Linked DNA regions of Homo sapiens: region 1 is linked to region 2. Evidence: chromatin loops called from intact Hi-C (ENCODE). Cell type or tissue: dorsolateral prefrontal cortex. All regions are shown on one strand. Each heading gives the region's core, and the rest is flanking DNA. Links, peaks and the distances in the headings are about the cores only. Region 1 overlaps ATG2B (autophagy related 2B). Region 2 has its middle 12 kb from the start of LINC02318.

Region 1 (15,429 bases), core at 3,872-11,871, 710 kb after region 2:
CTCATCAGTGATAACCCTGTGATCAGTGTTCCAGCCCCTGCAGGTTTCCTGGAGAGCAGAGTGTCGTCAGAAGGCCTGGAGCTGAGCCAACAGGCAAGATCCAGCCTGCACATGTGTTTAATTTGAACCACATGGTATTTTTTAAAACTCCAAGCCCCCAGGCTCTTGAGTTGGTTACCAGTACTGAAACTCCCCATTGGGAGCCAGCTTTCCAGTTTCTTTTGAAAGTTTGGAACATCCAGCAACACTGATTCAATTTCATTCATTCAGCAGATATTTATTAAGCATCTACTTTGTCAGACACTGTTTTGGGCACTGAAAATATGGCAGTGAACAAAAGAGAGGAACATCCCTGGGCCCTTGGAGTTGACCTTCCAGGGTCCCCCCGGGGCTCCAATTCTTTGGTGCTGTGTAGCAGAGGCCCCGTGAACAGGGCGCCCTCCCATCAGGTTCACACGCATGGAAGCTATGGGAGGTTAAGTTTGCAACCCCTCATCCAGACCATCCCTTCACATACAGTCTAGGAAACAGAGAGCAGTAAGACCTGCCCAAGCACACCCAGTGCGACTCAGCAGCCACACACAGGAGTAGGCTCAGTCATCTCATTTAATCGCCTGACTCCCTTGTGAGGTCTGTTTCAGGATGTCCACTTTCTAGGTGAGGAAGAGGAGGCTAAGGAAGGCAGTGCCTGCTCAGACTGCAGAGGCTGGATTCACCCAACTCATCTGACTCCAACACCAATGTGATTTCCAAGCCCCCAGGCAGGAATTCATTGGGCAAAGGCTCTGTGGCAAAGTGGCAAAAGTAGGCAGGAACAGGCAGGAATAGAGAGTGGGAAAGGGAAAATAATACCTGATTCCTCTTCTATTCCGAGTGAGCTGACCCACATATGCCCTCCTTTCTTCTTTTTCAGCCGGCCTTAAGCAGGTGGCTTATCAAAATCCTTTCGAGGTCTTGCAAAAACCAATCCCACACTCGAGAAGAACGTGCTGGCCGGTGAAATCGGACAACATTGCTCACGGGATGTAATTCAATGGTAGACTGCAGCCACAGCCTGAGAACTCAGACACCTGATTTATGAGACGCACATAAGTAACGTTTACCGAAGCCCAGCAAATGGCCCCACAGTGGGAGAGAAACTGGCAAACCCGTACAGTAGAATTCTGTTGCCCTTCTGTGGGGAAGGCCAGTTATTCATTTACAGAGGGAGAAATTTCTGCCTTGACTAAAAGGATCGATGCTGTGGGAAAAGGTAATATATCTGAGTTCCCATGGATCTGGTTGATAGGTTCACCTGGCGTGTTCCATATGGGGCCAGGCCCAGGCCACACCTGTGGTGCTAACACCTGGGGTGGAGGGAGGAATTAGCAAATAGTCTTCCAGCATCCCCAGCTCCAGCACCCATGTGGGCTTCCACTCTCTCCCTGAGAAGGGCCAAGTAGAAAGAGAGAACAAGGTTTCACTCCAATCCGTTCCCAGCTCTGGGTCTGTCCTGGGCTCCAGAACCGCGTGATCAGGGGCCATATGTGGCCTTCACTGCTCTCTGCAGTGGGAAGGTAAGAAAACTGCCCCCACCCTGCCCCATCATCACCCCAATCCATCATGGGGAGTGGGTGGCACTAAGGCCCTCCAAATCCCAGCCTCGGGGAAACTCCCTGATGTTGCAATGGCCACAGGCAGGCTCTTGCTCTCCGGAGATGAGTCACAAATTTGATGAGGAGCAGGTCGGAAGCAGCCCTGGAAAGTGTTCCTCCCCACCCCTGCTCCCACCACAGCTCCGAGGAGCCTGGGCATCCAACCAGGGCTGATCCAAGCCTTGGCTCCGGCTGAGCTCCGCTCTGGCCTCTGTGCACCTTCAGCTCCTTCCTGCCCTTCTCTTTCCCTGTGCCCAGCCCCTTTCTCCAGACCCCCTTGATTCCTTCTCAGCATCCTCTTGCCTCCCCGGACCACCCCCAGCTCAGGCCCCTGCCCAAGAAGGGCCTCACCGCGGGGCTGCAGAGTGCACAGTGCAGCCGGTCAGAGGTCCAGGTCTCTGAGTCACACATGCCACTGTTCCAGTCCTCACTCCACCACCGCATGGGCCTGGCCGACCACCGAAACTCGGCATCCCATCTGTAAAATGGGAATGAGGAGAGCAGTGCCTCACTGTGTCGTTGTGAAAATTAAGTGACCCAAAAGGACGGCCTTATTCCCTTTTTGGAAAGAGGTAATGGGCAAAGAAAGGGAAGGAAAGGCGAGAAAGGACAAGAGGAAGGTCAGAGATGTATGTGAGACACCAGGACAGCGCCACCCCAGCAAGCACCAACAACCATTTTCTCCTATGAGCAGAAGAGGCTTTAACTATGACTGAAATGAATGCATGTCAAAGCACAGTCTGAATAAAATCCCAAAAATGGTGTCCGTGTCACTCTCCTGGTTGTGATATGGCACGATCCTTGTGTAAGATGTTACTATTGGGGGAAACTGAGTAAAGAATAATGGGGCCGGGCACAGTGCTCATGCCTATAATCCCAGCACTTTGGGAGGCCGAGACAGGCAGATCACATGAGCCCAGGAGTTCAAAGACCAGCCCAGGCAACATGGTGAAACCCTGTCTCTAGTAAAAATACAAAAATTAGCCAGGCATGGGGGTGCACACCTGTAGTATCAGGTACTTGGGAGAATGTGGTGGGAAAATCAGTAGAGCCCAGGGTTCAAGGCTGCAGTGAGCCATGATTGTGCCATTGCACTCCAGCCTGGGCAATAAAGTGAGACCCTGTCTCAGAAAAAAAAAAAAAAAAAGAATGAGTACAAGGCATCTTTCTTATCACTGTATGCAAATCTACTAAAAACCTTAAAAAGAATGCATCATTAAGTTCAACCACTCTGCCTTACAGATGAAGAAACCAAGGTCCAGAGACAAGCAGACTTGTCCAAGGTCACCGAGTAAGCAGGGCTCCTGCTGAAGGGCTCTGTTCAGACCCAAGATGCCCGCTGGGCCCTGGTGACAGGTCTCAGTCTCAGGCTGAGGTCAGAGAAGAGGCCTGAGTGCCAGGGTTCTCATTTGAGTGGCCATGATGATTGCAGAGACTCCCTATGGCCAGGATTGTGTTTAAGGCAGTAAACAGGAAGCCAAGCCTACTTTTCAGGAGCTTCAGGGGACAGAAAACTATCAGGAAGGATTGGTTGGGACCCAGCAAGTACGAGAGGAAGACATTTCAGGGCTTCAGTCAACAAGGGGCTCAGTGTACTGTAGCTGCCAAAATAGCTGCCAGCTCTCAGCTGCATTCAAAGGAGTATAGCCTCTAAAATGAGGAAGGTCATATTCCCTTAATTTAGCACTGGACAGGGTCCATTAGGAGTATTGTGTCCAGCTCTTGGCTGATTCCAAAGACAGGGATCAGACTGGTGAGAGGATGCAACAGCACACCCTCCAGACACATGGCGGCAGAGGGCTTACCACAGAAGATAAGACTTATGTGGAGAGAGGAACAAATGCACTTAGTGTTACCCCAAAGGGACCAAAGAGAAAAAAATCCTGAGAAACACTTTCTGTCTTAATTTAAGGATGGGCTCTTTGACAGGCAGAGCTGTCCCATGATAGAACTGATGGCCCTCAATGACGTGGGTTCCTGGTCTCTGGAGGAGCCCAGCGAAGCTGCAGGATCTCTTGGCAGGAGGCTGCAACAAGAATCCAGGAAGCATCTACTGCACACTCACCCTTGAGGAGCTCACTGCATGTAAGGGAGGCAGAAAAGAAAAGAGATCATTCCTCAGTGTGAGATGTCTCGTCATGGGGTGACGAAGTCTGCTGCAAGGAGTTCCAGAAGGAAAGGGGGTTCCTTGAGCTGGATCTTAAAGTTAAGTAGGACAATGAGAGTGTTGGCCACCTGCAACTTTTCCCTCACGCGAGTTCTCAGCCAACAAAATCAAGGGCTGGAAGATGTATGCCAATCCCAAGGAGTGACTGTTGTCCTCTGGGCCATGTGAGTCAGTGAAGACTGAACAAGGAAGTGGCATGTTTGGAACTGCATTTCAGAGAGATCACTTTCACTAGAATATGGATGATGGCTTGCACAGTGTATCAGTTATCTATGTTGCATAAAAAACCACTCCCACACTTAGTGGTTTAAAACAACCACCTCAACTCATAATTCTGTAATTGGCCATTTGGGCTGGGTTTAGCCGGGTGGTTCTTCTACTGGTCTTGGCTGGGCTTACTCATGAATCTGTGATCAACAGCCAGGCAGCTATCACTCTGCTTCTGGAGAATGGGCAGGAGGCTGCAGCAAGCACAAGGCCAACATCAGATGGAATTAAAACCCACTGATGGGGCCGAGAGTGGTGGCTCACACCTGTAATCCCAGCACTTTGGGAGGCCAAGGACGTCAGGAGTTCAAAACCAGCCTGGTCAACATGGTAAAACCCCATCTCTACTAAAAATACAAAAATTAGCTGGTCATGGTGGTGCATGCCTGTAGTCCCAGCTACTCGGGAGGCTGAGGCAGGAGAATGGCTTGAACCTGGGAGATGGAGGTTGCAGTGAGCCGAGATTGCACCACTGCCCTCCAGCCTGGGTGACAGAATGAGACTCCATCTTAAAAAAAAAAACCAAAAAAAAAACCCCACTGATGGGTTAGGTGAAATTATGGCAGACTAGGGAGTACTCCAGTCCTGACCTCCACAATCTAAGACAGAATCAGAGCAGCTTCTTCATTCATGGCTTTGTGTGTCCAACACTTACTGAGTGACCAATACATGGCATGTAAAAGTAAAATTGTAAAAGTAAAATATAAAATCCCACCTTCAGTGAGTTCACAGGATGTGAAAAAGCTCATCATGCCCATTTTATAGATGGAAAAACTGAGGCCCAGAATGCTTTGCCCCAAGACAGAGCAACTTCGTCAGTGTGAGGTCTGGGATCAAGTGCCAGCTCTTCTACTCTGAGTACTGTAGCCCAACACAGTGCTCCCTAGAAAATGGTTCCTGAGCAGCTTGTCTTTTGAATAGAAGTGCCATTTGGTCAATGTTGATTTGGGGTTGGGAGCTGGTGAAGGGCAGAAAATTCTTCTTCCTCATTCTTCTGTGGGAGACATTACTACTGCTCACTGAGAATTCCAGTTCTCCTCTTCTGAAAAATGGGAGGTTGAAGGTGCTAAACTTCCTCACCCTATAGAGACTAAGAATGGCTTCTTGCTTGCTTTGGCCAATGTAAGCAAAATTGTGTGTCACTTCTAGGCAGAAGAAAATTCAAGATCATAGTCCTCCATTCTTTCTCTGCTGTAGAAAAACCTGAAAAGCTATGTTAATATAGTGATATCATTAAGATCTGGGGACTTTATCAGCCTGAACCTCTGAGTGACTAGGAAAAGCAAAGTTTCCTACCAACCTACATCAAACATGTAGGTGAGGAGAAAATAAACATTTGTTGTTTTAAACCACAAAGAGTCAAGGGTTTTGTTACTGCAGCAGAACTCAGCTCATCCTGACTAACTCATCAGGTTTTGATGAAGAGGGATTGCTCCCTAAACCCTTGGCTTCTTCCCCACCCCTGACTCCTCTCCCTGGAAGAGGAGTGACTTCTCTGATTATCCGGTTTCAAAAAAAAAAAAAAAAAAAAAAAGGAATTGGGCCTGGCCTGTAGAGCCCAGTTCCTTACTCCATTCTCACTCTTTGGGAAGTACCTGACTGCAGATTGGTCTTCTCTTGCCCATAAGGTAAGCATAGAGTTAAAGGCTCTGCCCTAGTGGGGGAAGTCATCAGCATTGCCTGGGCCTGCATGAGTCAGCCTGATTCTGGGATTCAGTATCAAAAAGTCTATTTTCTGGCCGTGTGCCTGAGTGATACCTTCCAACCTAGCCCTTATCAGTAATAAAGAGGAGAGTGCAGGCCCTGTGCACTGACTCCACCGTCTGCCTCTTTAGTGCAGAACTCATGAGGGAAAACAGGAGTGTCTTCACACCCCAGCTCCTATGATCCTGTCCATCTCTTACTATAGAGGATGCAAATTTCAAATATCTGTTATCCCTTGGAGAAAGCTTGTTGGTGAACTACACATCTGATTCATGGGAGATTTTTCACAAAATCCTTACTAATATCTTGGTGAGTTCTGATGTAAGGTGTATTAGCCTTATAGATATTTTGGACTCGATAGTTCTTTGTCATGGATGTCTGTCCTGTGCATTATAGGATGTTTACCAGCATCCCAGGCCTCTATGTGTTAGACGCCCAGAGCAGCCTCCCTCTCCTGGTAGTGGCAACCAGCATGTCTCAAGATATCACAGATGTCCCCTACGGGGCAAAATCACCCCCTTCCCCAGCTGAGAAACACATTTTAGCTGATCTGATCAAGTTATTCAACAATAGCCTCAAGGAAAGCCTGGTTGTCTGGAGAGACTTCTTGGAGGTGGTAGGACTGAAACTGAATCACAGGTTCAATCACTCGCCGCTGGCAGAGTCCAATTAACAAGAGCAGGGCCTGGTATAAAGAAAGTGATTTATTTCCAAAGCTTCACTTAGGGGAAGAAGTACAAGCTCCTGCCTTAAGGGTACTGCTTTGCTTCCGGGGCAGAAAGCAGGGGCTGTTAAAGTGGGACTTGGCATGAATGGCACGCAGGGGAGGGAGCGGGCAGGTGGGGGTCTACATGATTCTTCCTAGTTCTGCCTGCAGTGGTGCCAGCTCAACCATCTGGCAGAGCAGAACTAGGTTGTAACGTGGCCCGTTGTCTCGAGATACTGTCCAGGTGGGAGAGAGTTTTCTAGCGGGCATACTTGAGGTTGTAAATTGACTAATGTCTCTCGAGGCAGTCTCCTGGTGGGAGAGGGGCTGGGCTCTGGAGCTTCTAAGCAAGTACATGGTTAGATAAGCTTGCCCTGTAATGAGTGTCTGGTGAAGGGAAGGTTATAAATTGCATTTCTAAAGAGCTAAGTAGGAAGTGGGGAACAGGGGGGAAGGGGGAAAAAGAAGAAAATAATAATTTAAAAAATCCAGCTCACTCTCTTTCTCTTAGAAAAATAGGTCTTCAGCCCTTGAAGAATTGGACTTTATGAAATGAAGGAGGGAGGCCATGGTGCTGGGAAGGAAAGAGTGAGCAAAGGGAGGCTTGGAGGCAGGCGCTGATGGGATGGCAGGGTAGCAGGAGGATCACACAAACTGCAGCTGGAATGATGACATAGCCAACCATGCACAATCAGTCCTAACCATCTCTGGCATGCATTGCACGTACAAGTATTTGCTAACATCATTAGAGCAGAATCTCTCTGTAAGTGCAATACGTGGCGTCAGCTCCTAACAAGTCGCTATTATTGATTTTGGGGTCTTTCCCTGGTGTTTCACAACACCCCCAGCCAATGCCTTGTGGCTTCTTCCAGTGTGATTTTCCCTTCACTGTCCTACAGCCAACCTTGTGGCAGGGAAAATGTAAGCCTGGGGAGCGGTGAGAAAGGAAGAATGGGATTCATCCATCATGAACAAAATGCCAACGTTCTTAGAACGATCAGGATCCAGTGGGACCAGGGTGACCTTGAGGGAAGTAAATCAAGCATGGAGATGCCATGTCAAATCATGTCTTTATTTAAAATTTTGAGGTTTCGTTCATCATGGATGTTTTTGCATTACTTTTTATTTTTTAAAACTTTGCATTATTGTTTGATGACAGATGTGCTCCCACCTTAGACTTTGCGCCCAGCTGAGAGCCTCACTTGCCTCACCCTAATCCCACCCTGAGTGGGAGGGTGGGGGCTGCATTTCCAGCAGAGGGATCTGGCAGAGAAGCTTCTGCAGGCTTCTATTTCACACTCATCTGTAGACAATCCTCAGAGAAGGCCACAGAAGCTCTTTATCTGTATACAAAGCACATTTCTATTCTCTCATGCCCCAAACATGGGCTTTATCAGTCTGCCGTGAAAGTGCCACCAGGGGCAATTTTCATGTTGAGAGAGGGCCTGGTGTGCTGGCCCCCAGCCCCATGTTTACAGCGAGAAATTAACCATGGAATAAAATGATGTTTTTCTTTTTAATCCACGCAGTGTCCTTGACTAAGAGGAAGCTGTCACCGACAAGCCTCGTGAGAGAGTTAGGATAGTTAGGATGTTTCCAAGTCCTTCCCACCGCGCGTGGGGTCGGAATTTGCACGGGCTCGGGTGCCATGCTTGGTAGGGGGTGATTTCCAAACCAAAGTTCCACTGAGAAGAGGGCGGGCGCCCCCTGCTGGCATCAGGGGCAGACTGCTCTTTCCCCAGACATGATTCTGCACCCACTTTCTCTCAAAGCAAACCCTTACATGGGATTCACTACAGATCCGTTCCAAAGCGAAACAGAACACAGAAACAGGACAAGGCCTCTTGAAAGGGGTTGTTTAAAGATCTCTTCAAAAAAATTTAAAAATAAACCTGTTTTGTGGGCATGTCAATAGATACAACTTCCATGGGAAGGCAGTTGACAATAGCTACCCAAATTTCAAATGGTGTCCCATATTGACACAGTGTTACCCCTTATGGTGATTTATCCATCAGATATACTTATCAGAAATGGAGAAGCAGCAAAGTTAAGTGGCTCAAAGTGAACCTTTAGGGCGGAGATTTGGCTGAAATTCCAGTTCATTGGCACCAAAGCAAATGGAAATAAAGGCTGGGCCACGTTAAGATTGCTTTCCAAATAGAACGCGGTATGGACAATTAAGAAGAAATTAAAACGGAATCTGGTGTCAAGAAAATAGTTATGTCCTGAAAGAGTGGGAGTTGAGGGGGAGTAAAACTTTAAGCTGAAATGGAGGCGTGAGGGAAACTGTATTTGGCCTTTGAAGTGTTTATTATTAATGGAAGGAGGATTTCTGTCTACAGCATTAGAACATTGATACTGTATTGAAAATAGCATAGATGTTGGCATTTTTTTCACTTGTCTTTTACTAAATGCTAAACAGTTTATGGAGGGATTGCCTTGAAGTCTCCATCACTGAAAATAACTGGGCCACATCTGGGCTGACAAAATGTTCACGTTAAGAGTTCTGGAAGTCAAGTGAGTACTTTGCACTGAGCAGTTGTGTTTTCCCCTATACTTCAGTGGAATCCAAATTTGAAAGAATGGTTCGTCCTCTTCTGGTAGCCTTAGAAATTCTTACAGTAAGGATGCACTAGTGTTCATTTTTCTCAGTTATTCCAAATCTCAAAAAACTTGGCCTCCAACACCCTTTTTGAAACTGATTTTTAAATACGACCCTTGTTGTATCTCTAAGATTAAATTTCCTTGTAAGTAGGCAATCCTAAATATCAGGCTAAAAAGGAGCTGGCTCCCCCACCTACCCCGAGGCCACCCCGGATCTGCGTTTAATGCCAGGGAAGCAGAAGTCCAGACACCCAGAAACAAGACAAGACCAGGTGGTGTCTTCAAAACCAGGAATTCCAACTCTAACAGTGCTCTCAGTGGTATATGTTCCTTTCCTCAGCATTGTGAACTGACACTCAAATCTCTCGGGGAGCAAAGCAAATTGATTTACATTTGTAAGGAACAAATGGCTGGGATGATTAACTGTTTGGTCTCTTGCATATTAGAATTTGCCATCTTTTTTTTTTCTTTTATCTTTTCTATGGTGTGGAGAGTTTGATGTCTTCTCACTGGATTCTGAGCTCCCTGGGAGCAAGGACCATATCCTTCCTCTCCAGCGCAGGCATTTGCACACAGTAGGCATTCAAGAAATGGTAACAATATCTAAGTCTTATACTTACCGTGTGCCACAGAGACACTGTTCAAAGCACTTGAATCCTCCTACCAATTGTATTATTATTTTATACAGAAGGAAACTGAAGCACAGAGAGGTTAAGTAACTTCCCCAAAGCCACACAGATCAGAAGTAGTGGAGCTTGAGTTCGACCCCAAGTAGCCTAACTCTAACGTCTACACTCTTAGCCACTGTGTCATGGTTCCCAATCTTGTCTACACATTAGTCCCCTGGGGAGCTTTAAAAATACACCCCAGGGATTGGGATTTAGCTGGTCTTGGGCATGGCCTGTGCTTTGGCATTTTTGAGAGATCCCCTGGTTCTCATGTGCAGACAAGTTCTGAGACCCAGTGCATTACACTGCCCTGCCCCATTCACCAGCAGATGTTTGCTGAATGGGATTTGCTCTGTGTGGAACTGCTTTCAGGGATATAAACAAACAAGCCCAGGGGAAAATACTCCTAACTCTGGCAACAGCATATTATCTTCAAGTGCAGCAGAATGTAATTCCAATAGAGCATGTAAGCACATGGGTCTGCAGTCAGATATTCCTGCATTCAGAGTCTAAATGGGCTGGTTATGATCTGCAGGTACCAGTCAGGCCAGGTGCTCACCAACCTCACTTTCCTTCCTTCCTGGGTACACAGGTAGACTCCATTACCCATGTTTCCTGTTGGCTGTGACCATGTGACAGAATTCTGACCAATGTGGGCATAAGTGATGTTTGCTCCTGTCTCCCTGGCTATGTATGTCCTGGCCACAAAAGTGGTCCTCCTGTCTCTCCTGTGCAGAGATCCCAGCTGGGGATTCTGAGGTTCCAGGGGATGCAGAGCCACAAGATGGAAGGAGCCTGGGCTCCTCCATCACTGCTTGAAGGAGAGCTGTCAGATATTCCAGACTGCCAACCAGACTTTCTGTAAATGAGAAATAAACCTCTCTTTTTGTTAAGCTGCCGAGGTTTGGGGATCTAGCTGTCACTAGTGACTCATGTCCCTTAACAAGTACATGGTGTGGCTTGGGATAGGTTACTTAACCTAAGCCTTAGTTTTGTCATCTGCAAAATACAAATAATGGTACAAATATGAACAAGACAAAATAGATACACTCTCCTCTCTTCTGCCCCTCTCCACCTTGCCCTCTGCCCAGAACCCTGTGCCTTATGGACTGGGCATGAGCCACATTCTACCCATGGGAGGTTCCAGCAGGAGATGGGAGGGCAGGAGAGTGGGGGTGGGGGTCTATCCCTCTGGCTGCTTCCCTCCACCTAGGGTCATAGCTCCGGTCAGGCAGCCCTCTTTCAGCTATTAAGTTTTGGGAATCGCTCCCTTCGTCTTTTCAGGACTGTGGCTGTGCCTGGTGTTCAGTCTCTTGAGAGATGGATGAAGAAGGAGGGGCATCCTAATCCCATTCCCACAAGGAGAGCCACAAAAGGTGAGGAATGGCCATTGGCTCACATGACTTTGAGGCCAGGGCAGGCCCAGAGCTGAGAGGGGATTAGAGAAGAGCTACCAAGTCTTCACTTGGCTCAGAGACAGCCACGAGGTGCCTGTGGGCTTCCCTTACCCTGTGCTGCCCACCATGTGCTGAGTATTTCCTTCCTAGCACCTGTCTGTCACATGGAGTGGTCACATCTCTTGCTGGGACCCTGGCTGATACTGAATGTGAATGTTACATTGTCAATACTGATACTGAATGTGAATGTTACATACCCTGGCTGATACTGAATGTGAATGTCCCCCTGCCCTGGTGAATGAGGCAGGGCAGTGTAATACACTGGGTCTCAGAACTTGTCTGCACATGAGAACCAGGGGATCTCTCAAAAATGCCAAAGCGCAGCCCACACCAAAGACCAGCTAAATCCCAATCCCTGGGGTGTATTTTTAAAGCTCCCCAGGGGACTAATGTGCAGACAAGTTTGGGAACCATGACACAGTGGCCAAGAGTGTTGTCGAGTGCCAAGCAGAGGAGTCGCCACATAGGAAATAGTCAATCAATGATGAACTTTTATTTCATATATATTTATATTTTAAAAATTATTACAAGTATTGCTAAAATCAAGAAAACGTGAGCTTACATTGAATAAAGGACATCTGTAAGTAGTAATCATGTGATCTTGGGCAAAGAATTTCCCCTCTCCGGGCTTCGATTTCCTCACCTGCAGACAGGACTAGATGACCACTCGGGTTCACTCACTCATTCATTCATTCATTCACTCATTCACCATTTGCTGATCCCTGACTCTGGGCAAGGCACTGTGCTAGGCACCGGGTCCCTAAGTCCCTTGCCCTCCTGAAGGAAGTCAAACAGGGAAACAGACGTGGATCTACAGTATGCGGGGAGTGCCGCAAAGTTTAACAAACAAAAAAAAGGAAAGCATGCTATAGTGGGAAACAGAGAGGAAGGGAGGGTGGCCAGGCTGCCTGAAGTGGAGCCTCCGGGCTGAGACAGCAGGAGCAGCCAGAGATCCCGACAGAGCATCCGAGTTGGGGCGGCCATAGCGCGTTCTTGCCCCAGGCTGTGCATGATTTTCCCCAGGAGAGCTCTTAGCCCAGTGATTTTTAACAGGGGATTTTTGTCATATTTGGCATATTTGGCCATGTCTGGAGACGTCTTTGGCTGTCACAACTGGGGGAGGGGAGTTTGTTACTGGCATCCAGTGGCCAGAGGCCAGCGGGGGGTGGGAGGGTGGCAACATCCCCTGCATCCTACAATGCACAGGCTGGTCCCAAATGTCAACTGCTGAGGTGGAGAAACCCGACTTTAGCCCCATTCTGAGATTTTGCTTTAATCAGTGTTGACTGTGGCCTGTGGTGCAGCATTTATAGAAAGAAATCTTCCAGGTGGTGCTAACCCCTACTCACGGGCATGCAGAACTGAACCGCTGGGGTGGCTAAGCACAGCCAGAAGAGGGGAGAGGGGCTGGAGACGCCAGGAAGAGATCAAGCACATTTTCTTGCTCAAATATTCTAAGAGCCTTTAATCTCAATCTTCTAGCAAAATTCTGTGGTTTCCCAATTAGTGAAGACTTTTTGCTAAGTTAGGTAACTGCTCCAAGCTTTTCTTAAATGAAGTCCTGGGAAGAGCATGAGGTCTGGAAGTCAAACCATGTGACGGTGAGCAAGTTTCTTGACCTCTCTGAACCTGTCTCCTCATCTGGAAAACAGGGACTCTAGTAACTGCCTCTGAGTGGGGGCTGTGAAATTATAAAAAGACAGTAGGATACTTGGCACACAGTAAGCATCTCACAATTGTCCCCATCCCTTTTTTCAACAAGAGCCATGGGTGAAGTGTGACTTGTCATTTTTTCCCTAATTGTTCAAAGTGGATGTTATATAGTCACATCTGTCACAACAAAATCTTTTAAAGTAAATTGCCCTTAAAAATAAGTATGTCTGGCCAGGCACGGTGGCTCATGCCTGTAATCCCAGCATTTTTGGAGGCTGAGGTCAAGAGTTCGAGACCAGGCTGAGGTTAACCTGGCCAACACGGTGAAACCTCGTCTCTACTAAAAAAACAAAAAATTTGTGGGGCGTGGTGGCAGGTGCCTGTAATCCCAACTACTCAGGAGGCTGAGGCAAGAGAATCGCTTGAACCCAGGAGGTGGAGGCTGCAGTGAGCTAAGATTGCTCCATTGTACTCCAGCCTGGGCAACAAGAGCAAAGCTCCGTCTGAAAAAATAAATAAATAAAATAAAAATAAGTATGTCTTTTAAATATTCCCTTCATAAGTAAAAATACTCCTCCAAATAGTTATCAGTTTCGTGATATCAAACTAGGAGGTGTGTTTGCTGCAAGTCCTTATTGCAGGGATAGGATAACTAATAGAGGGACTAAAATCCAAAGCAGGGAGGGAAGAACTGTTAAAACTCCATACAGCTCAGCAATCAGTAGCAGACAGACCCAAGATCTGCTATCAGAAGCATCAGGGGCACTGGAACATCATTTCCCAATAACAAGGTCTGAGGCAGATGTACACCCCACCCCAATAAGTATTTTACACAAGTTTTGGGAACACTTCTTGGTGAAAGACAAGTGTTTAAAGCAAAATCCAAAGAGTAAATATTTTAATTTTTTCTTCAAGAGTATTCTTATTTTCATATTATTTAAATAGTCACATTAACAAGGTACATTTCCACAAAAATATTTGTACAGCATCAGTATTCTTATTCACATCCATAATTGCCATAATTAGGAAAAATTAGGAAACTTAGCAAAGACAGTCAATACACATGTTCTTTTACTTGTGGTGAGATAAATTCAATGTCTAAAATAAGTCAGGATGGATCAACATAAAAGCTGAACTAGACACCCCTACCAAATTTCTCAATGAAAAAGCAAATAGCCCTGGGTGACCAGCAAGTTATACAAACAATGCAAGACAAATCCAACTAGAAATCGGAAGCTGCCATTTCGTATACACAAAATACAAGTGAAACAGTGAAGTAAACATATTTTTAGAGGGAGGTGCTGCTACCCGGGACATTAGAGATATAACTGAGCCAGCTGAGATGACATTTACAATCTCTTGAAATGCAGCAGATGGCACTCTGGTGCTTCCTATGAAGCAACATGCTTGAAATCAAGGGCCAACAATTGTTGTAGGAAAGCAAAATATACCTCTAACACCTACGTTTACCAAAAAAGCTGACATCTCAAACTCTGAGTTGTTGAGACTCAAATTTCTCATCCCCAAAGAAGCCTATTACGGTAGTGTGTTGGATGCTTTTTGTATCTCTGATATGCAGGCACTATAATGGGGGGAAATACTTCTGAATAAAAACATTGGCTGACTTGCAACTGTGCATATAATGTCTATTCAAGGGGGCAGTGTGCCTAGCATGATCCTGAAATGTTGAGATAAAAAGAAGTTGGCATTAAAGCACTATTTGTCTTATATGAAAAGAGTGACTCTATCTTCCAGTAAACAAGATTTCCTGCAATGAAAAAGAAATTTTTCCTTCATTATCTATAAACTATACAAATAACCTTCCTTTTTAACCTAAGACTCAAACATTTATATTTGATTTTATTCTATTTGATACCAATTGGTATGTCCAGCTGATGCATTTGCAGATACAAAAGAATATTGCTTTGTGTTTGCACAGTCCCTTCCTTTCAAGGAACTTAAAGAACTTGATGGAGAAAAGAACTTGACGGACATTCTCTCTGAAGTCTTAAGGAGGTCAAAAGTAATGAAGGAAAACAGAAGGGGAGTGCTCGTTAGAGCCCACCATGCCCCACAGTTCTGAGGATGCGGGTGCGAGGACTCTGAAGCAAAGCAAAGCAGAGGGATCTCTCAGACGCCAAGTCACACAGCTCTTTACACATTGAAAATCTGAGTTAATGTTAAGACAATGATTAGTCAATCCTGAAACCATTTAGTGCAATTGGGGATTCCTCATTTTAAGTCGCTGCTTTAGAATTCCGCTCCCCTGCTGTCTGCATTCCGGTGGAAGCGGCATGCTGCCTTTGGACAAACAGCCTCTGCAGGGGCAGACACAGTTGTCTGGACTCTTTTGGAAATGAACAAAGACACTAAACCTACAGAACATCGTTTTTAAAGGAGATAGTTAAAAAGTAATGCCCTAAAAGCCAGAAATATTTCAATCGGCTTGAAAAGTGACACACAACAGGAGCAGGAAACACCAGTTTTTAGTATTTTGCCATCTTAGGCACACTGCTACTTGGAAAGATTTTTTAAGTGAACTTTGCCTTATAAAAATATTGATAAATAT
Region 2 (15,429 bases), core at 3,652-11,651:
TTTAAAAAAGAAAAACTTGATAAGGAAGGCATGGAAGACTTGGGCTGAGCATAATGTCTGTGTGTCTTGTTTTGGTGGCTGCGTCAGGTCCCAGTCCACCTGGACCTCGGGCTGACATCATCTCCATAATGGCCGGGCTGTTCATCAGCCGCCTTGAGGTCATCCCTGAAACTTTGCAACTGGGTCTCCAGACTTGGTCTGTTTCAAGATCAGCCCCTGGAACTTCTAAGAAGGCACACAATTAGATACTAACATACAGTTAGACAAACGTAAAGAGAGTATGGATGGTGGGAAAGGGAGGGGCATGGAGTCTATTTTGAGGCTAAGGAAAAAGGCTTTTGCAGTTTCCCTCAAGATTGTGTCTTGAAACCCAAGAGAAAGGGAAAAAAGTTTGAAATGCATTTTGAAGTTAAGCTGCCCAGTTACACATGGAAACACGGTTGCTCTCCCTATACCCGCTTAAGGATGTGACCTGGGGTGTCTCTTGCCTCACTTTGCATGCTTGTTTATGCTTCTACCTTGGGGTCTCTCTTGCCTCACTTTGCATGCTTGTTTATGCTTCTACCTTGGGGTCTCTCTTGCCATTGCAGGGGAGAGTATTTGAGGAACAGTTCAATGGGATTTAAGACTGTTTGAGAGGAACCCACAGAGGGGTGGGAGATCACTGGCTTGGGGCATTCTGGGCTGAGCCGTGGGCTTCCTTTTGGTTCTGTCTCTGGGTATGTGTTCTTTTGGTAGGTCTGTGCCAAGAACAAGCTTCACCACTAGGATGGCTGCCTGGGAGCTCTGGAAAGAGAAGTGGACAGCCACAGGACTGGCTATTTGTATCTACAGGCAGGTGGGCTCAACTTGGATGTAAGCATCTGCAGGATTCAGCAGCCAGAGGGACACTGGGACTGGGGCATTGGATTTGGTATCAATCACGCTAACCAGTCTCTTTTCTCCTCCTGCCTCCACAAACCAGTGGTGTGGGCTTTTGTGAAGGAGTCTGCCCCCTTCCTTCATGAAGTCACAGTGGGAGCCTCAGAGCGAGGCATTTGGGAGTAGGCAGTAAAGGGCTAACTGAACAAGCTGGGAGTTCCCAAAACCCTGCCCCTTTCAAAGAAAGAACTGGCTTTTTATCTCCTTCTGGGAGATAACCCAGCAGACCTGGGAATACCCTGCCTAGGAAAGAGTGCTTTTGTGTGCCCAAGGCCCTGGGCCCCATTGGGTCAGTTTGACCTCTGAGGGGCTAGAAACTGAGGAATCCCTGCACTTTGGGAGACCAAGGCGGGTGGATCACTTGAGGTCAGAAGTTCAAGACCAGCCTGGCCAACACGGTGAAATCCCATCTTCACTAAAAATACAAAAATTAGCCGGGTGTGGTGGAGCCTGCCTGTTATCCCAGCTATTTGGGAGGCTGAAGCGCAAGAATCGCTTGAACCCAAGAGGCAGAGGCTGCAGCGAGCTGAGATCGCACACCTGCACTCCAGCCTGGGCGATGGAGCAAGACTCTGTCTCAAAAAATAAAATAAAATAAGGGTCAGAAGTGAACTCTGGGGCCTAAGTCAGTCATATGGGCGCTCCAGCAACACCCTTGGATACCACGGCTCGGTCTCACATCTCTCTCTTGGGTGAGCTTCCGTGGCTGTCAACACTTTGAGTGTGTCATCATACATTGCTGCTGGAAGAAACGCACGCTGTCTGACTCCATTGGGAAGCATATCTGGAAGCTCGTGCCTGGTCTCTCCTGGACTCCACCCTATGCACCATTTACCATTGCTTAAAAAAAAAATCTGTATCCTTTCACTCTACTAAACCAGACAGCAGCTGTTCTGAGTCCTGTGCATCCTTCTACGGAATCATGAAGTCTGAGGTGGTCTTGGGAACCCCCAGCACAGAGGGAGAATCTCCAGGTGGCTGGGCTTGGAACCCCCGAAGGATCATTTCTTTTTTTTTTTTTTTTTTTTTTTTTTGAGACGGAGTCTTGCTCTGTCGCCCAGGCTGGAGTGCGGTGGCGCGATCTCGGCTCACTGCAATCTCCGCCTCCCAGGTTCACGCCATTCTCCTGCCTCAGCCTCCGGAGTAGCTGGGACTACAGGCGCCCGCCGCCACGCCCGGCTAATTTTTGTATTTTTAGTAGAGACGGGGTTTCACCATGTTAGCCAGGATGGTCTCGATCTCCTGACCTCGTGATCCGCCCGCCTCAGCCTCCGAAAGTGCTTGGATTACAGGCGTGAGCCACCGCGCCCGGCCCAGGGATCATTTCTTGGTAACTTCTTACGAATTACCTCTACCACTACCAGGCAGACTTCGTGATTCTTGGACCCATGAACTTTCCCATTGTGCCTGGTGCATAGCTGGTCAAGACTGGAACATGCAGGCAAAGTCTTTTCTAACTCAGGAATGACCATGGAGAAACGAACAGAGTAGAGAAATGGGCTTACAAGACACGGTTCACTCACCTTGGACTTGCTGCCCACTTGTTAGACTTATTTCCTAGCTCAGACCCCTCACTCCCACCCCCAGAAGCTCACACCTGCATCTCTACTCCTTTAAGGATCCAAGCTAAGAGAAACACTTCTAACTCCTCTCTTCCACCTACCTGAGCGTTTCTCAGCAGGGATTTCTTGCCTAGGCTTCAGCCTCCTCCCTTGGCCAGTGTCCTTCGGAAAGACGCCTGACCTCTGTGCCACGTGGTAACCCCAACCCTCATCAACACACAGTAGGGAGACTGCGGAGGGATTGTTTTGTAGCAGGACATTGAGCAAATTGCTTCTCTTCTCTGCCTTTCAAAGACATCTGGATTTTCATTTATTTATTTTTGAGACACCGTTTCACTCTGTCCCCGAGGCTGGAGTGCAGTGGTGCGATCTTGGCTCACTGCAACCTCTGTCTCCCAGGTGCAAGGGATTCTCCTGCCTAAGCCTCCCGAGTAGCTGGGATTACATGCAGGTGCCACCATGCCTGGCTAAGTTTTGTATTTTTAGTAGAGATGTGGTTTCCCCATGTTGGCCAGGCTGGTCTCAAACTTCTGACCTCAAGTGATCCGCCCATCTCGGCCTCCCAAAGTGTCAGGATTACAGGCATGAGCCAGCGCACTGGGCCTATTTATTTAATATTTACATTTGAAGACTTTACCCAGTGTTGACTAATGGTAGCAGAGTTGGCCACTAGAGATACTGATTTAAAGCAGGAGCTTGGGCTGAACCCAGCTGAGAACTAAGAGCTGAAATGAACTTATACTAGCTAGTTGAACTCCAACTCTCATGGAACCGCTTTTTGTGTTTCTAAGTATAAGGGAAAACACTGCTTCCCATTTTTTCCCAATGGGAGGACTTTTGAAAACGTTTTGATAGTTTAAATATAAAAACCTTTATGGATGTGGATGACATAGTCAACTATATTAAATATATGGTACACCAACTATGTTAAATGTGTTTTAACACACGCTTAACATTTTACCAATGAGAGCATTGAGGAACAGAGAAGATGTGTAACTTGACCAGGGACACACAGCTGAAAAAGCGGAAGAACTAGAAAATATAAGGCCAGGCAATTGGCGCTGGAGCCCACAATCTATTAATTTAGCTACATTTAATATATCATCAAGTAATACATTTATTTACAAATGTTGCTTTTCTTCTCAGCTTGTGAAACAACTACTAAAATGCTCTGCTGGAATTTTCAGCATCAGTGTCTCTCATGACTGGAGCACTTTTTGAGCTCTGCCACAAGTTTCCAAGAGCAGCGCTTCTCAAACTTCTCAAACGTGATTGTGCATGTGACTCACCTAGGGATCTAATTCAAATGCAGATTCCTACCGCGCATGTCTAACAAGCTCCCAGGTGTCTCCGCTACTGCTGCTGGTCCACACACCACAGCATGAGAATCAACGTCAAGAGTGCCTTTCCTTGACTTTTTTGAGACAGGGTCTTGCTGTGTTGCCCAGGCTGGGGTGCAGTGGTGTGATCTCTGCTCACTGCAACTTCCGCCTTCTAGGCTCAAGCGATCCTCCCGCCTCAGCCTCCTGAGTAGCTGGGATTACAGGTGCACACAACCACGCCCGGGTAATTTTTTGGTATTTTTGGTAGAGACAGGGTATTGTCATGCTGCCCAGGCTAGTCTCGGCTGCCCAGGCTGCTCCCGAGCTCCAGCGACCCACCCGCCTTGGCCTCCCAAAGTGCTGAGATTACAGGCAGGAACCACTACACTCAGACTACCTTTACTTTTATTTAAGTTTTCTGAGCTGGAGCAGTTTTGAATCCATGTATGACCACTTCCATGAGCATTTTATCTTAAGCACATTAGGACACTGAATTTTTTTTTCTGTAGGTGTTTAACCATGGTCTCTATGATGTAACTACCCATCGATTTGCTTTTTAAAGTGATCTTTAAAAGGCTTGTTTACCGTATGAAAGAATGCTCAACATCACTAATCATCAGAGAAATGCAAACCAAAACCACAATGAGGTATCATCTCACACCAGCCAGAATGGCTATTATTAAAAAGTCAAAAAACAACAGATACTGGCCAGGCTGCAGAGAAAAGGAAACCCTTATTGGTGGGGATGTAAATTAGTTTACATTGTTTGGTGGGAATGCAAATTAGTTCAGCCACTGTGGAAAACAGTTTGGAGATTTCTCAGAGCATTTAAAACAGAACTACCATTCCACCTAGCAATCCCATTACTGGGCATATATCCAAAGGAAAATAAATCATTGCACCAAAAAGACACATGCACTTGTATGTTCATCACAGCACTATTCACGATAGCAGAGATATGGAATCAACCTAGGTGCCCATCAAAGGTGGATTGGATAAAGAAAATGTGGTATATATACACCATGGACTACTATGCAGTCATAAAAAAGAATGAGATAATGTCCTTTGCAGCAACCTGGATGCAGCTGGAGGCCATTATACCAAGTGAATTAATGCAGAAACAGAAAACCATATACCACATGTCCTCACAAATGGAAACTAAACATTGGGTACATATGGATGTAAACAAGGAAACAGTAGACACTGGAGACTACTAGAAGCGGGGAGAGGGAGTCGGGAAAGGGCTGAAAAACTACCTATTAGGTACTATGCTCAGTGATGGAATCATTCCTACCTCAAACCTCAGTGTCATTCAATATATCCGTGTAACAAACCTGCACATGTACCCTCCCAATCTAAAATAAAAGTTGAAATTATATATAAATATAAAAATATATATGTATATATAAATATAAAAATATATACATATGTGTATATAAAAATATATACGTGTGTGTGTGTGTATATATATATATATATTTTTTTTTTTTTGAGACGGAGTCTCGCTCTGTCACCCAGGCTAGAGTGCAATGGTGCTATCTCAGCTCACTGCAACCTCCACCTCCTGGGTTCCAGTGATTCTTTTGCCTCAGCCTCCTGAGTAGCTGGGATTACAGGCATGCACCACCACACCCGGCTAATTTTTGTATTTTTAGTAGAGACAGGGTTTCACCATGTTGGTCAGGCTGGTCTCGAACTTCTGACCTCGTGATCTGCCCGCCTGGGCCTCCCGAAGTGCTGGGATTATAGGCATGAGCCACCGCGCCCTGCCGAAATTCTATATTTTTTAAAAGGCTTATTTACAATGTCGTTCAACATTCCAGCTGGGATTACTAGCTGTATCTGGTTTAAACGTGTTTGGCCAAACAGCTCACCTTGAGGTCATTTCAGGCTAATGTGGCTTCCCCAGAAAGACTGTAGTTATTTAAACTAAAGTAATTGAAAGAGTGCCCAGTTATGTAAGAATCTGGAAAGATTAAACAATAAGCACCTATTCTTTTCAAGAGATAGTCTTGGGAAACGTGAATCTTGCTGATGCAGGCCTTTTGCTTACAGAACTCAGCTGGGCCATGCACTGGCTGTGCCCCAGCCCCCGTGGCTTCTTTCTCACGCTGTCAGGCTTGGACCCACCCTCTGCTCTTGTTCCTTCTCTTTGGAAATTCTTCTTTCCTACACATCTACCTTCTTCTCATGATTCAGATCTTAATTCAAAGAGGTCTTTTCTATTGTCCTGGCTGGAGAGCAAACCCCAGCTTATTCCACCAGAACCCCAGTCAGTATCATCTTTTTTTTGTTTTTTTTTGAGACGGAGTCTCACTCTGTCACCCAGGCTGGAGTGCAGTGGCATGATCTCGGCTCACTGCAAGCTCTGCCTCCCGGGTTCACTCCATTCCCCAGCCTCAGCCTCATGAGTAGCTGGGACTACAGGCGCCTGCCACCACGCCCAGCTAATTTTTTTTTTTTTTTTGTATTTTTAGTAGAGATGGGTTTCACCATGTTAGCCAGGATGTTCTTGATCTCCTGACCTCATGATCTGCCCACCTCAGCCTCCCAAAGTGCTGGGATTACAGGTGTGAGCCACCGCGCCTGGCCCAGTATCATCTTTTATTCTTCTTCCTTCTTCATGACATTTACCAATACCTAAAACGAGCTTGTATACAAATGCATGTATGTACACAAGCATGTATGTATATAACTACATGTGTGTGTGAGAGATGGTACAGCATGTTTACCTTTTGCCAGAATGCAACTTCCAAAAGGGCAGAAACTATGTCTGTCTTATTTTTCTAAGGGCTTAACACTATTTATTGAATAATTAACAAAAGCTCATTCCTTAGACTGTTTAGGATGCCATAACAAAATACTGTAAGCTGGGTGGCTATAAAACAACAGAAATTTTGGCCGGGTGTGGTAGCTCATGCTTGTAATCCCAACACTTTGGGAGGTTGAGGCAGGCAGATTGCTTGAAGCCAGGAGTTCAAGACTAGCCTGGACAACATGGCGAAAACCTGTTTCTACAAAAAATACAAAAATTATCCGGGTGTGGTGGTGCATGCCTGTAGTCCCAGCTTCTTGGAAGGCTGAGGTGAAGGGATTGCTTGAGCCCAGGAGGTGGAGGTTGCAATGGGCCATGACTGTGCCACTGCACTCCAGCCTGGGCAACAGAGCAAGACTCTGTCTCAAATATATATATATATTTCTCACAGTTCAGGAGGCTGGCAAGTCCAAGATCAAGGCCCCGGCTGATTTGGTGTTTAGTGAGGACCCACTTCCTCATAGCTAGCGGCTTCTTCCTATGTCCTTGCATGGTAGCAGGGATTAGGGTGTCTTTGCGGTCCCTTTTATAAGGGCACTAATCCCTCTGCTGAGGATTGCACCGTTACGACCTGATCACCTCCCATAGGCCCCATCTTCTAGTACCATCACCCTTGGGGTTAGTTAGGATTTCAACATAGGAATTTAGGGCAGACACAAACATTCGGACCACAGCAGGTTGCTTTTGGTTTTGTTTTCAATGCTAAGTGGATCAAATCCTTGCATAGTCTGAAATTTTACTCCAAAAGGTAAAATATCAGGCTAGCATTTCTTTGAGATGGCCTGTTCTAAATGCTTTTGTTCTGGTCTGACACAGTCATATCATGGGAAACCAGCAGATGGCGCTGCTTCTCCGGGAATGAGCCCCGTTATTGCAGGTGGCCTCCATCTGGCTCCCTTCTGCCTGCAGGTGCACTTCTTATGCTTCGCCACCACGCGGAGCCGCGTTCTGCACTCTCCACCTTCCCTAAGTAAATTCTCTATGTGAAAAACAAATCAGGGAGATTTCTCTATGTCCCCAGGTAGAGCCCGAGTCCCGTACATTCCACATTTTTTCTGACCTTGCATCCTTCCCATCATTTCAAGGGCCCGAGGGAGAGCGTTTGGGCTCCAGACAACACAATCATATCAGAAACGTCGAATGTGTCCACATCCATTTTTTTTTCTCTCTGGAAATGCTCCCTTTAATAGGCCAGAATAGGGCTTCGAGCTGTCCTAGAGAGAGGGGCAGGAATTTGGGCACTGAAGACCAGAATCAGAACCTGGCTCCCATTTACCTTGGACAAACCACTCAAGCTCTCGGAGCCTCAGTTTCCTCATCGGTAAAAAGGAGAAAATAATAGTGCCTCCTATCAAAGAATAAATAAAAGACATAGGTAATATAATAAGCCAATTAATTTGCTTATCTATGAGGGAAACAAATGATAGATTGACTTCTACATGGGTAGGATTTATATAGGAGACACAAGAGAGAGGGAAAAAGGCAAAAATTGAAAAATCCCAGACAGTTGGGGGTAGCCAACTTTGTTTTCCTTTCCTTAGTTGGGATGTGGAGTAGGTGGTATTCAAAGTATCCTCCCCTTGGGCTGCGGGTGGTCATCAAAGAAGGTAATCTCAATTGTTTAAGGACTCCCCAAGAGCTTGTGGGTTTGACTCTGCCATATTCAAGACAGGCTATCCCTGCGCTGTCTGTCAGGGTCCTTTGATAGCACCTTCATTTCCCACCTGACTGAAGACTCTAAGAATACACATGATATTGTGCTGGAAAATGTGACACGCCGCACACAAATTGCAATTTCCAAGTAGTTCATTGTCGAAAGCTGCTGCCAAATTGGTTGCCACAGCCAGACACCTGGAAACCCCATTTGCCTCCTTCTTCCAATCCAAACAAGTCCTGTTGGTATCTGCCCCCAAATATCTCTTGAATTGCATTTCTTCTCTCCACACCAACCCCTTACCATACCCCGTATTTCCTAACTAGCCCCACCTGTCCATTACCCGTGCTTAAGAAACCACACACCTGTAACTCATCCTGGATTCAACTATGCAGTGGTTCCCTTTGTGCCAGAAAGCTCAGGACGACCCCGGCAGTAGCTGCTGAGGCCCTGTGGCTCTGGGCCCACTCTGGTGATGTCTTCTTTGGCTGTCTGTGCTCCCTCACATTCAGCTGCTTTCATTCTCCTGCAGGCTCCAGGCTCTCTCATCCCTTGGGTCTAAAAAATGCTGTCCTCTTTGGGAGCTCATTCCCTCTCTTTGAACCTTCTCTCATCCAGATAAAAGTACTCATCCCATGGGGCTCAGCTGAAAACACCTGTCTCCGGGGAGGCCTGCCTGACCCCCTAGCATAGGTCACATCTCCCTATCCTGACGTGTGTCTCCTGGGTCCCCATCCCTTCACTATCTCAGCCCTTGGGAGGTCACTTGTCGCCTCCACTAGAATGAAAATTCCCAGAGGGACCTGGCATAGCCAAAGCAGTAGGAGTGGAGGGGGAAGGTGGAAGCTTTGCTTTGCTGTAAAATCAGGCTCAATGTGGCGTCTTCCTCCAAGTCTTGCCTGGTCCATCTAGATAAAACCTGCTGCCTCTCTCCTCTGAAATCCTACTCGCTCTGTATGACCAGCCCGACATCAGGCTTAGCTGTATGAGTGTTGTGAACACTACTGGATTGTAAGAGCTCTAGGAAAGCACCATTGCACAATGGTTAGGAGAATGGCTTAGGAGCAGCGAGCCTGGGTTCGAGTCCTGCACCCCTCCTATTAGCTGAGTGATCATAGGCAAAGTACACATGGCCTCAGAGCCCCAGGCTTTGTCATGGTACAGACGCACTCACAATACCTGTTGTGAGGACCAAGGACGTAACACATCAAGCCCAGCCCTGTGGGCACTTTCTGCAACAATCAGACTGATCACGGGCTGCCACTTCATTTGCATGGGGTGAACACCAAGTGGCCAATGGGAAACCTCCAGTGGGTGGGTACTTGGACCTCAGAAGATTCTGTAACAGGGCCCTTGAGCCGCTGCTCTGGTCACTCCCACCCTGTGGAGTGTACTTTCACTTTCAATAAATCTCTGCTTTCATGTCTTCATTCTTTCCCTGCTTTGCTGTGCATTTTGTCCAATTCTTTGCTCAAAATGCCAAGAACCTGGACAACTTGCAGTCAATATCCTTTACTGGGCCGGGCACGGTGGCTCACGCCCGTAATCCCAGCACTTTAGGAAGCCGAGGCGGGCGGATCACCTGAGGTCAGGAGTTCAAGACCACCCTGGCCAACATGGTGAAACCTCGTCTCTACTAAAAATACAAAAATTAACCAGATAGTGGATGCCTATAATCCCAGCTACTCGGGAGGCTGAGGTAGAAGAATTGCTTGGACCCAGAGGCAGAGGTTGCTGTGAGCTGAGATCGCGCCATTGCACTCCAGCCTGGGCGACAGATCAAGACTCCATCTCAAAACAAACAAACAAACAACAAAAAAAAATCCCTATTGGTAACAAACTGAGTGTGAAGCCTAGCAAAGGTACGCAGTAAATACTGAATGAGTGAGTGAACGAATAAAAAGAAAATCACAGCAAATCATCACTTTTATTTGGTGACTCAGTTCTTAATAACAGGCCAATTTTAAAAACTTAAGCTTAGAAAAAGAAGTGCCTTGTCTAAGGTCCTTGAGCTAGTTCCAACCCAATGGGGCCGAGACCTGCCGGTGGCTGCACACTTGCTGTTAGTTCTCCCCACGCTGCCATGTCCCCAGAAAGGACACCCGTGAGGCTGAGCTTTGCTGAGAAGGTGCCCGGGATATCTCATGGGCAGGGAGTGGTAGGGGTAGACCCTCCCAGTCCTTCCAAATGCCCGTGGAAATCTGCTGGCAGCTGCAAAGGCCTGGCCCAGACACCCTCAGAGATGTTGGTTAATGTGTGGGATTCAGAGGCCCAGGTGTCAGGGAAAATAAAGACAAGGATGCTGGCTGGCTGCCTTCCTCCTTGGCAGTTTGCAAAGTCAATGAGTCAATGTCCCAGAACAGGGCCTTTGGGGAGAAAAGTAGCCAGCTGCGGCTGTGTCCCTGCTGGGAGTGGCTTGCTGAGAACAGTCTTGCTAACCAGCTTCTGTTGGGTTGTGCTGTGTTTGTGGGGTCAGAGTGATGATGGTGTTATTGGCGTCACAAAAAACTGCATGTGGGGGTGCGGTCTGAGCCCCAGGGTCCAAGCTCACTGCTGTGCCGCCATGGTGATCGAGCATCGCGGGTTCCCCTCGCTGTGGGTTTGGGATCAGGCAGTACCTGGTATGGTGCTTGTCTCTTACTGTGAGACCCTGGGCAAACCTGCCCCTCCCTTCTACTCCACAGGCCTTTTCACCTGTCAGAGGGGAGAAGAGTAACATCTGGTTGGGCACAATGCCTCACATCTGTAATCCTGACACTTTGGGAGGCTGAGGAGGGTGGATTGCTTGAGCTCAGGAGTTCAAGACCACCCTGGGCCACATAATATGACCTTGTCTCTAATAATAATAAATAAATAAAATAAAAGAGTAGGCCAAGCACAGTGGTTCACACCTGTAATCCCAGCACTTTGGGAGGCTGAGGTGGGTGGATCACTTGAGGTCAGGAGTTCGAGACCAGCCTGGCCAACATGGTGAAAACCCATCTCAACTAAAGATTTTTAAAAATTAGCCAGGTGTGGCCAGGTGTGGTGGCTCACGCCTGTAATCCCAGCACTTTGGGAGGCCGAGGTGAGCGGATCACGAGGTCAGGAGATCGAGACCGTCCTGGCTAACATGATGAAACCTTATCTCTACTAAAAATACAAAAAAAATCAGCCGGACGTGGTGGCGGGCACCTGTAGTCCCAGCTACTTGGGAGGCTGAAGCAGAAGAATGGCAGAACCCAGGAGGCGGAGCTTGCAGTGAGCCAAGATCGCACCACTGGACTCCAGCCTGGGCAACAGAGTGAGACTCCGTCTCAAAAAAAAAAAAAAAATTAGCCAGGTGTGGTGGTGTGCATCTGTAATCCCAGCTACTTAGGAGGCTGAGGCAGGAGAATCGTTTGAACCCGGGAGGGGGAGGTTGCAGTGAGCCGAGATCATGCCACTGTACTCCAGCCTGGGCAACAGAGCAAGATTCCATCTCAAAAAAAAAAAAAAAAAAAAAAAAAAAAAAAAAAAAAGAGTAATACCTAAGGGAGTATTTGTGAGTTTTAAAGAAAAAAAAAATGCATGTAACATGTCCAGAACAGAACCTGGTGCATTGGAAGCTCTGAATAAATATTATCTTATATCATCATCATCATCATCATTAAGTGGGAACAATTGTTGAGAAATTGATATCAATTGTTTGTAAGAAGTTTTCTAGAAAACACATTGGCCCCCACTCTATCCCCAAGCCCTTCTCAATGGTAGCTCCTAACACAGTGCTGGAGTGTTTGTTAAATGGCCAGGAACTGCTGCTGTTTAACCCGGGGCCTTTAATTGGTGTTGCTGTATCAGGAAATATGGAAGAGGGATTCCCTGGCACCTTTGCTCAACAACCCTGCCTATCTAGTATGGGTCTAGGTGTCTTCATTCATCCATCCATCCCTCCATTCATTCATTCATCAAAGCACTTTTATATACAATATATACTTGATGCCAGGTACTGTGCAAGACATCAGGCACACAATAGAGAGCTAAACCGGGCATGGCTGCTGTGCACAGGTAGCCAGTGGGAGCCAGGCCTTAATCAGACCATCCCATTGATGATAGAAGGGCACTGAAGGACAGGGAGGCTGTTTCCATGAAAGGAGACCTGGGCGTGGGGTGGTCAAGTAAAGCTTCCAGGAGGAAGTTATGCTTCAGGTGAAACTGGAAGGACACATGGGATGAGTGGAAAGGACTTGGACACAAGAGGAAAGGGGAAGGAGGAAGGCAGGGCCCTGCAAGAGCTGGAACCCCCTGGGGTGGGATAAAGGAGGGCACTCTCTTTTGACTCTGGGCATGTTGTAAGAGGAACCTGTTTCACACCAGGGACATTAATAGCAGCCAAATCAGCCTTGACCCCAGAGCAGAATGGGAGACACTGTCTCTTGTGGACATGGAATGGGGGCTGCATTTTCAGCAACAAAACTGGAGGGGGCGCTCCAGGTCCAACACTACTCTGGCTCATATTGTCTCAAGGCTGTGAGAGTCCAAGAAATAAGGATCACAGCAAAGAAGACCTTGTTTTTCTCACTTCTGACCTGGTGCCTTGGTGAGCGTTCCCCAACGCATCTTAACATACATTCATGGGCCCTAGAAGGGCACTGGATTAGAAACCAGCGAATTGGGAGTCCAGCTCTGACTCTGCATGGCCTACCGCCATCCACCAGGAGCTGGGCAGCTTCCAAGGGCAGTGGCCAGTCTGTTTGGCCGTGTCCCCCACCCAGCATAGTGCCAGGCCTATAAAAGCCTTGGTGGGGCCGGGCAGGGTGGCTCACACCTGTAATCCCAGTACTTTGTGAGGCCGAGGCGGGCAGATCACCCAAGGTCGAGAGTTTGAGACCAGCCTGGCTGGCCAACATGGCAAAACCCCATCTCTACTAAAATACAAAAATTAGCTGGGTGTGGTGGCACATGCCTGTAATCCCAGCTGCTAGGGAGGCTGGGGTAGGAGAATTGCTTGAACCCGGGAGGTGGAGGTTGCATGAGCTGAGATCACACCACTGCACTCCAGCCTGGGCGACAGAGCAAGACTCTGTCTAAGAAAAAAAATGCTTGGTGGTGTTTGTTAAGTGATTAAAATCTAAAGACAAAGCTGGCAGGAACCAACTAGAAAACCAGTCACCTGAGAAAGAATAGGTACATGGGCAGCTGTGGGCCAAGAGCCCAAGGCTCCACTGGAGCTCATAGAACTTTGTGAACCTGTAGGTGGATCTCTTTCATCAGTTTTGGAAAATTCTCAGCCATTATCTCTCCAGATACTAGGTCTGCCCCGATCTCTGGCCTGTTTTATGGGACTCTAGTTACACAATGTTACGCTATTTTCTCATGTCCTGCATGTCTCTTTTACTCTGTTCTGTTCTTTCCACTCTTCTTGTTTTCTGCATGCTTCAGTTTGGATATTTTCTATTGACCTATCTTCAAGTTTATTAATTCTGTATTTAGCTGTGTGCATTCTGCTATTAAACCCATCTAATGAGTCCTCAGTTTTATATATTATGTTTTTCAGGTCTAGAATGCTATTTGCTTTTTTCTTTTTCTTTTTCTTTCTTTTTTTTGTTTTTTTTTTTTTTTGAGACGGAGTTTCCCTCTTGTTGCCCAGGCTGGAGTGCAATGGCGTGATCTCGGCTCACTGCAACCTCTGCCTCCCGGGTTCAAGCAATTCTCCTGCCTCAGCCTCCCGAGTAGCTAAGATTACAGGCATGCACCACTGCACCCAGCTAATTTTGTACTTTTAGTAGAGACAGGGTTTCTCCATGTTGGTCAGGCTGTCTCGAACTCCCAACCTCAGGTGATCCGCCCGCCTCAGCCTCCCAAAGTGCTGGGATTACAGGCGCCCGGCTGCTTTTTTCATAAATTGCAAATTCTTGATTTAAATTCTCGATTTTCATCTTTTGTGCATAATTTCTTCTATTTTTAATGTATTCATAATCAGTACTTCAACATCCCTCTTGACTAACTTCAGAATATGAGGCATCTCTGGGTCTGCCTCTATTGTCCATTTTTCCTTCTGGTTACTTTTTCTTCTTCTTTGAAGGTCACATTTTTTTAAAATTGTGTGATGACTGTTTGGTGTAAGAGATCCATAAAGGCTATAGATGATGCTATTTTCCACCAGAGAGTTTTCCTCTTTCCCCAGCAATTGGGCTGGATCATGGCTGGGGTGGACCTTACGTAGGTTCAGCCCACCTCTGGTTTATATCTGGTCTTTGAACATGGCCCTCCTGGATGTAAAGTTTCTCTATTTCCTCAATTCTATGAACGTTAGCTCATCTTGTCCTTTGTTGATTCCACAGCTTTTCAATGTCTATAGAGTATAATTTTGGTAACTTTTCCATTTTTTTCCTAATTGTTACAGCAGGAACCCAGGCTGCTGTGACCTACTGCATTCTATACAGAGGTGAAAGTTGGACAAGCCATTTTGTTGTTGTTCATTGCTGTTTTCCCAGTACCTGGGAGAATATTTAGCACACAGTGGATGCTCAAAAATATTATTGGATTGAGTCCAAATATTGGACTTTGAATAGAAAACTCAGATTTAAGTTTTGATTCTAGCTCTGGGGACCATGGAACTGTTATTTCACATCTCTGAGGCTCAGTTTCACCATCTGTAATATGGTGGTAATAATATCTTTCTGCCTATAGAGTTGTGAAAAGAATAAAAAGAGAGCTTATATATAATGTACTTAGCACATCGGAGATATCAAGCAAATTGAATACCTAAGATGTTACTTATTCTACTTTTCCTACTCTGCCATGCATTTAAGTTATTTGAGTGTAATGATGACTGTGGTGGTGAAGACAAAGGGTGTGAGACATAATTAAAAGATAGAATTGGAGATGTTGAGATAAGGGAGAAGCAGAAGCTGAGTATAAAGTCCAACTTTCTGCACCGTGGCCTCGGAGCTGGCATTCCCTGGGCCAGTTATGGGTGGGTTTCACACTTTTCTATTGCCTAGGGTTCCTTGGCCTAATGACAGAGTTCATCAACACTGTACAAATGCACGTGCAATGGAGTGGTGTTTCCATTTGTGTGGTCACAGTGGGGAGTGGGGAGAGAAATTCTAAGAGATAAACCCCGGCATCTTTTTTTAAGATGACTTGAAACCCATCTAGTATGCAGACTGTGGGGGCCAAGTGCTATTAGCC

The links. A loop is a pair of places that touch in the nucleus more often than their neighbours do. Peaks named below come from ENCODE experiments on the same cell type or tissue, not always from the same donor. Only the 100,000 strongest peaks of a DNase experiment are listed, where the experiment ranks them.
Region 1: a loop joins it to region 2, with 4 times the contacts of the local background. A loop is called at or near these places in 49 of 110 quality-filtered maps.

The regions. Positions count from the first base shown.
Region 1 is chr14:96,267,517-96,282,945 of GRCh38, forward strand. ATG2B (autophagy related 2B) reads right to left here. Exons shown (of 42, transcript NM_018036.7): 42 at 11,679-15,429. It overlaps BDKRB1-AS1 (BDKRB1 antisense RNA 1), which reads right to left and starts at 1,064. Exons shown (of 2, transcript XR_007064322.1): 1 at 853-1,064. RefSeq lists enhancers at 1,139-2,338, 14,804-15,344. In dorsolateral prefrontal cortex, for the core only: CTCF peaks have their summits at 8,183 (motif pointing left) and 8,388; DNase peaks (open chromatin) are centred at 7,144 and 8,165; H3K4me3 peaks cover 649 bases; H3K27ac peaks cover 3,684 bases.
Region 2 is chr14:95,553,629-95,569,057 of GRCh38, forward strand. No RefSeq gene overlaps it. Among named protein-coding and RNA genes, the nearest start is that of LINC02318, 12 kb to the right of the region's middle. RefSeq lists an enhancer at 4,044-4,543. In dorsolateral prefrontal cortex, for the core only: CTCF peaks have their summits at 7,483 (motif pointing right) and 7,689; a DNase peak (open chromatin) is centred at 7,493.